Regions from separate parts of the Homo sapiens genome. Here region 1 is linked to region 2. Evidence: chromatin contacts called from ENCODE Hi-C or POLR2A ChIA-PET data. All regions are on one chromosome and are shown on one strand. Each heading gives the region's core, a stretch centred on a gene start or an enhancer-like site at or near the end of the contact. The rest is flanking DNA. Distances are from core to core; before and after follow the strand shown. Region 1 has its middle 33 kb from the start of SDHD. Region 2 holds the start of TIMM8B (translocase of inner mitochondrial membrane 8 homolog B).

Region 1 (3,714 bases), core at 816-3,315, 34 kb after region 2:
TTTGTGGCCAGGGCACCTCCTCCCTTTCCCCCAAACTGGTTTCATCTCCCTCGAAGCTGGTTTCTCTCCCTCAAAGCTACTACTGCAGAATTAGGGGCTTATTTGGTATGGGTTTATTACTTCCTGTGACTTAGAATCTTGGAGAATTCAATACTTTTTAATTTAGCTTCTTTGTTTTATCTAATAAGTTTAGTAGATTAAAATATTCTTCTGGCCAGGTCAGGGTCTAACCACTATAGGGTATCTTCAACTCAATGTACATTTTAACCGAAACACACTCAGCATCTCACCTAAACACGATCAATATGGGCCTCTATTGTATCTTTTTCCAAGGTAATATGATCCTGACAATATTCTCTGGAAAAATTTCACTCATAGACTAACCCATATTTTTGTTTTTCCTCATTCCCACCCTCAAAGGTAATATGAATGCAAATAAAATTTAAAAGAACCTCCCATGGAGAGGAGACATTGCCATTTTCCATGAGGTACAGAAGCCCACGTTTCTGAGTTGGTGGACACAGTGGCACAAGTAGGAAGTTTTAGTTTTGAGGGTTCCTTTCTTCTCCCTCTTCACGTCAATGTACTTTGGTTGTCTAAAATGCGTTGAAAGCCTTATTTTCTGTACTTTATGTCTCTCACAATGTCATCTAAAAACATTAATTGGCATTACAACATTAATCTTGCTTTTACATAATTTTAAAAAAATTAATTATTTTTTTTTCTTTTGAGACAGGGTCTTGCTCTGTTGCCCAGGCTGGAATGCAGTGGCACAATCACAGCTCACTGCAGCCTCGACCTCCGGGGCTCAAGCCATCCTCCCACCTCAGCTTCCCAAGTAACGAGACTACAGGTGTACACCACCATGCCCGTCTAATTTTTTTTTTTTTTTTTTTTGTAGAGATGGGCTTTCACCATGCTGTGTCGGCCATTACCCAACTCCTGGGCTTAAGTGATCCACCTGCCTCAGCCTCCCAAAGTGCTGGGATTACAAGCCTGAGCCACCGCGCCCAGCTGTTAATCGTGACTTAATACATGTGCATCTTCCCCTGTTTCCTGTGTTTGCTTTCATAAGTCCACTGCTCCTGCTGTGAAGATGGGTACATTCATCTGTCATAGCTTAATGACACCACCTTAAAATTTGCAGATGGGTTCATATACATCTTATTATTCACTCACTCATATATTAAAAAATATTTAAGTATCTACTATGTACCAGGCACTGTGCTGGGTCCTGGGGATACAGAGATGAAAAAGATACCAGGAGGCTGGGCGTGGTGGCTCACGCCTGTAATCCCAGTACTTTGGGAGGCCAAGGTGAGTGGATCACTTGAGGTCAGGAGTTCGCGACCAGCCTGGCCAACAGGCTGATGGTGAAACTCCATCTCTACTAAAAATACAAAAACTAGCCGGGCGTAGTGGTGCATGCCTGTAGTCCCAGCTACTTGGGAGGCTGAGGCAGGAGAATCGCTTGAACCTGGGGGAGTGGAGGTTGCAGTGAGCCAAGATCGTGCTTGGGCGACAGAGCAAGACTCTGTCTCAAAAAAAAAAAAAAAAAAAAAGACACCAGAAGCTCACAGACTTGATGGACAGGCACATAAGCCAATAAAATGTGTTCAAAGCAAACTTCTGATAATGGCTTGGTTTCTAAAGAGACTTTTTTTAAAAAACTGGGAAGTCAGGATATTGACTAATGGACACTGGAATTTTGTTCATTTGACAGTTTTATTGTGTGTGTGTGTGTGTGTGTGTGTGTGCATAAAAAATGAATACATTTATATTTTGGCTTATGTCCTATGTCTTAAGAGCATGGCTAGCACTTAATCTTTAATACGGGTAACTGGACAAATGTAAGGTTGTGACCCTTAAACTTGAACCCCATATGCATTCCCCCCTGGCGATCACACCAAGGCTCAGACAAGCAGGGCAGTCTGGTCTGGTCCGTCGACTGTCCTCTTTCTCCTTCTCAACATATAGAACATCCCATTGGTCACAAATGCTGGATAAATGAAGGATTGCAAAAGCTCAAACTTTTTTCTTTTTTGCTTGCATTGATGTTGTAATTAACACATAGGAGCTGAGCTTTTTCCTGTGCTGACTTGTAATTTTGGCATCGTTCAAACTGGAAACGGGTTCTAATGGTATCAGTGTTATTTCCTGGGCAATAAATATCTAAAATAGAGAAGTGAGTCATAGGCCCAATGAAACTTATGAACCAAGATTAGTCACGCGGATAGTGGAGCTGCTTAACATCAATATAACTTTCTCTTCAGGTCGTTTCCCACAAAATTGGGTGGAAAAACCCACTCCTATTGCTCAGTTGGGCAGTTGCAACGATGAGCTAAATCAATTGTACTCTGGCAGTACTGTAGTAATAGCTGTAGTTTAAAAAATCACGGTAGTTAATCCACTTTGTTTCAAACTCTTCTATATGCTTTAAAAGGTATGAATTGGCAGGGCGCGGTGGCTCACGCTTGTAATCCCAGCACTTTGGGAGGCCGAGGTGGGCGGATCATGAGGTCAGGAGATTGAGACCACGGTGAAACCCCGTCTCTAATAAAAATACAAAAAAAAAAAAAATTAGCCGGGCGTGATGGCATGCGCCTGTAGTCCCAGCTACTAGGGAGGCTGAGGCAGGAGAATGGCATGAACACAGGAGGCGGAGCTTGCAGTGAGCCGAGATCTCGCCACTGCCCTCCAGCCTGGGCGACAGAGCGAGACTCCGTCTCAAAAACCAAAAACCAAACCAAACCAACCCCCCCCCCAAAAAAAACCAGAAAACAAAAAGGTATGAATTATTAGGGATATAATATCCAATTAAGAAGAAAGATGTTAAAAAATGACTCAGAACTATGGCAAAAACTATTCTATTTTGGAGGTGTTTTGAAATTAATTTTAATTTATGGGTGTTTTGGAATGAAGCAGTCCTGTCCTCTCAAAAAGCAAACAAACAAACAAAAGGGCATTGTGATTTTGATTGCTTTAGAATGTCAGTAGGACTAGTTAGTCAAAGTCTATTTCTAAAACATACCTCCTTTTCGTCATTGCAAAGGAGAAGTACACTTTACTTTCAAGGCTGACTTTGGGCATTGAGAACACAGAAAGATGATTTCCTACATTCTTAGCTAATTAATTTTAAGTGTAGCTGGAAGCCTGGTGAGGCAGAACTTAAAGAAGATGCTACTTCTTGACTTTTAAGCAGAGGCAGCAAATCACTTACAGTAAAAATTACTCAAGGAAATCACTCAATTGGCTTTTTTTGCTATGGAATTGTGACTTTTTTCCTATAATGCCCTAGGGAAAGAATATAACTGTACCTCCCTTCCTTCCAATTTCTTCAATGTCCATAGCTTTAAAGAAGAGGTCAAAATTTTGTATAAAGGACTCAAGAACCTCTCGAAAGGACAAGCTCTAAGAGTCCAATCTCTTACCACTCTCAGCGTCAAGGTTAGGGCACCTTCATTGGAAGGAAACTGCACGGTCCAGTTCTAGACTTGGGGGCAGATAAGGCCAGGAGTTCCAGTTTCCTGCCATAAAATTACCACAATGGCTGGAGATGAAACCAGCTTGACGGCCCCTGCACTGGCGAAGGCAGCAGGAGAAGGGCACAGCTTTTGGCATGTGAAATGGCTGGTGCTGGAAGCTGGCCTTACCCAGCTGTCTTGGGGCAGACTTACCTCCTGAGAAAGTAACTATGTCCACAGAGCTGTTGTC
Region 2 (2,899 bases), core at 400-2,899:
CCTGGAATTTCTGAATTCCAAATAAATAAATTTCACTCTTTGAACATTTCATCTTTTACTTTTTAGCACCAACAGACTTGATAACAGCCTGATGCTGATCTGACAATGGGTTGATAGCCTTCCCCCACTGACCCTTAAATCTGCTTAGTAACAAGTCCTTTGCTTCTGTCATTCTCCTGGGGGATGGCCTACTGCCCTCCTTTCTGTACAATCTGGGCAAACCGACTGGTGATGGCAAGAGTGGTGTCAATGAAGCGGTCTACACAGCTGGAGAGACAATTTTCAGTGCGAGAGTCTAGGCGATTCCCTGGCTTCTCCACACATTTATCCCAACATAACTCCATGAAGTGATGCACCTAAAAGGAAAGAAAAATAGTAACCATTGGGGTCTGCAGATAGGCCTAACTCTTGTTTATTAACTTCTCACTTTTTGACACCTGACAAAACCATTCTTTAAATCAACCACGGAGTCACTTTGGGCTCTTCTCTTTCTTCATTTCCTAATTAGTCACCAATATTGATCCAGATCCTCGTCCCTACAGATTGTACATTCTCAGGTAGGACTAATAACCTTTTATATTCCCCAAAGTAGCTAGCACCATTGTGAACCAACTAGGGAACCAATTAATTTTCCCAAACTATTGCACTCATTTTATTCCAAACCTATCCCCTAGACAAGGTAATTCTTCCATTAACCTTTTGGGGGTTATGGATCCACTCCCCAGAAAAATGCACATACAGGCACAGAAATTATGTGCACTGTCATTAGAATGTTCAGGGCCCAAAGATTTCTAGCCAGGGTTCTTGCTGGTCATCCGAGCACCCTCTTCCTCCCACCCAAAAGGAAAAAACCATTTTACCAAGAGCTTACTATTTGTGAGGCTGGGTACTAAGAAATCAGTTCTCTCTAAGGTCCTCAAGGATAGCTGTCATCACCTCCCATTTAAGAGGCGTGATTATGTAGTCCAAGGTCATGTAGCCAGCAAGAAGTCAGGCCGCGTTAGAACCATGTCCGAAGGGCTCCAAACCCTTGTTCTACATCCATAGTCTACAGCGACTACTTCAGAGTCCACCTTCCTCCGATAATGTTCTAGTCGTTTTCAAATACATTGTCGCATATGATCCTCACAATCCAGTGAGGCAGTGGGGTGACGGCGACACCAAAACCCACAGTGGATGAGTATCTTTTCTACGGGCACGTGGCCTGCAAGGAGCAGAGGGAGGATGAGAACCCAGATCTTTCGAATGCCAGCCCAGTCATGTCGCCGGCTAACTAGTCTCCCGTACCCTTGCGTCGCCCAAATCTTCCCTGTTTTACACCTTTTCTTTTCTCCACGCTACGCTTATATACCTGGCACCTGAGCACTACCGGTCACCAGGGACAGGAGAGCCATAACTTTGTCTTTCGTGAGGGGAATGGGATGCAGCCGGGATCGAGCACCAGTGAGCCGCCAGTGTACAGACCTCCGAGCGTGCCCAGGACCACCAAGGAAGGTGAAACTTCCTTTCCCTTCACCCTCCCCGTCCCCGCACCTGTGCAGTAAACTGCGCCTTCTGCTGCTCGGCGGCCACCAGGCGCTGCAACTCCGCTTCATCGGCTTCGCCCAGCTCCGCCATTGTTCGCCTCAGGCTCGCCACCTTCCGACAGCTGTGTTTGCGCATGCGCGACGGGTGTGCACCGCCTCTCGACTTCCGGTTCACCCAGCATTTCCTCTTCCCTGTTTTCTTTCGTCGTCGTGGGTGGGAATTGTCGCCTAAGTGGTTCCGGGTTGGTGGATGACCTTGAGCCCTCAGGAACGAGATGGCGGTTCTCTGGAGGCTGAGTGCCGTTTGCGGTGCCCTAGGAGGCCGAGGTGAGGGGTCTTCCCACCCTGAGGTGCTTAGCGTAGCCTCCAGCCAGGGAAGGGGATGGAAGTGAGGACTCATCTGCCGGGTGGGAGATCTCTTGAGGAGAAGAAAATACCGAAATCACAGCAATGACCACTGTAGTCTAGGGGTCCAGATGTTTACCCGAAGGTATATTTCACTTGCTGTGAGCTGACGAGTTGAGGGAATAATCAGAAAGAGAGCTCCCTCTGGAAGTCGCAGTCCTGATGAGGCTAATCCACATAGCAGTTCTGTTTTCTCCCCGTTCACTGTCCCTAGAATGCTCCCCACTCGCTCCCACCCTGAGTCGGGAAAGAGGGTTAGGAGCTTGCCCATTTCTTCTGGAGTTGGTGTGTTTGGATGTGGGAGTGGAGGGGGGATCAGTTCGAAAATCATTTAACCTGGGCATTTGTGTTACCTCAGGTACTGTAGTAATGCTAGGATACAAATGTGAAGAAAACGTAGTTCCCGCCCTCAACGAGCTTTCATTCTGATGAGGAAAACACTGTCATAGTAGTCCGGGCAAGATGAGGTCCTGAACTAGGAAAGTAGCACAAAGAAAAGAAGATTGTCTCAAGAACTGTTAAAGAGATACGCCAATAGGATTTGGCGATTGAATTTAGGGGAAAAGTCTCTCATGATTTCCAGATTACTGAGTTAGGTTAAAGAATGCCTGAGGTGTCATTAAATAAAGTAGGGAACATGCAGATGTTCCCTGGTCTTAACTTCACAGTAACCCCAGTGAAATAGATGCTATCTTCATTTTACAAATAAGATGTTATCCCCTATTTATTGTTAAGTAGCTTACCTATGGTCATTTAGAAAGTTTGTCAGTCCTGTTAAAGGAGAGGTTCTTATGATCATCCTAATGACTCTTTCCTCAGCTCTGTTGCTTCGAACTCCAGTGGTCAGACCTGCTCATATCTCAGCATTTCTTCAGGACCGACCTATCCCAGAATGGTGTGGAGTGCAGCACATACACTTGTCACCGAGCCACCATTGTATGTTCTCTCCATCGCTGCTGCTTTCTGGG

Evidence for each region. Hi-C counts contacts between places; a loop is a spot of excess contacts on that map. ChIA-PET counts read pairs that join two places held with the same protein, here RNA polymerase II (POLR2A). Pooled maps may share reads with other maps.
Region 1: a loop to region 2 is called in a map of endothelial cell of umbilical vein, with 5 times the contacts of the local background. The contact joins the enhancer-like site here to the promoter of TIMM8B in region 2. A Hi-C loop is called at or near these places in 1 of 168 maps with a recorded cell type or tissue (endothelial cell of umbilical vein) and 5 of 50 pooled maps. POLR2A ChIA-PET finds 5 or more read pairs at or near these places in 9 of 52 experiments (AG04450, BJ, H1 and 5 more).

What each region holds. Positions count from the first base shown.
Region 1 is chr11:112,118,391-112,122,104 of GRCh38, forward strand. No RefSeq gene overlaps it. Among named protein-coding and RNA genes, the nearest start is that of SDHD, 33 kb to the left of the region's middle. Within about 2 kb of position 2,066, at least 8 of the 41 ENCODE cell types and tissues checked have a DNase peak (open chromatin) inside an H3K27ac peak, as active enhancers do; they include Panc1 and endothelial cell of umbilical vein, where a contact is called at or near this core.
Region 2 is chr11:112,085,107-112,088,005 of GRCh38, forward strand. TIMM8B (translocase of inner mitochondrial membrane 8 homolog B) reads right to left here and starts at 1,650. Exons shown (of 2, transcript NM_012459.4): 1 at 1,534-1,650; 2 at 1-356. The coding sequence starts at 1,617. The coding sequence ends at 189. SDHD (succinate dehydrogenase complex subunit D) reads left to right here and starts at 1,767. Exons shown (of 4, transcript NM_003002.4): 1 at 1,767-1,853; 2 at 2,751-2,867. The coding sequence starts at 1,802. It overlaps NKAPD1 (NKAP domain containing 1), which reads left to right. Exons shown (of 6, transcript NM_018195.4): 6 at 1-44. RefSeq lists enhancers at 1,205-2,404, 1,768-2,037, 2,731-2,899.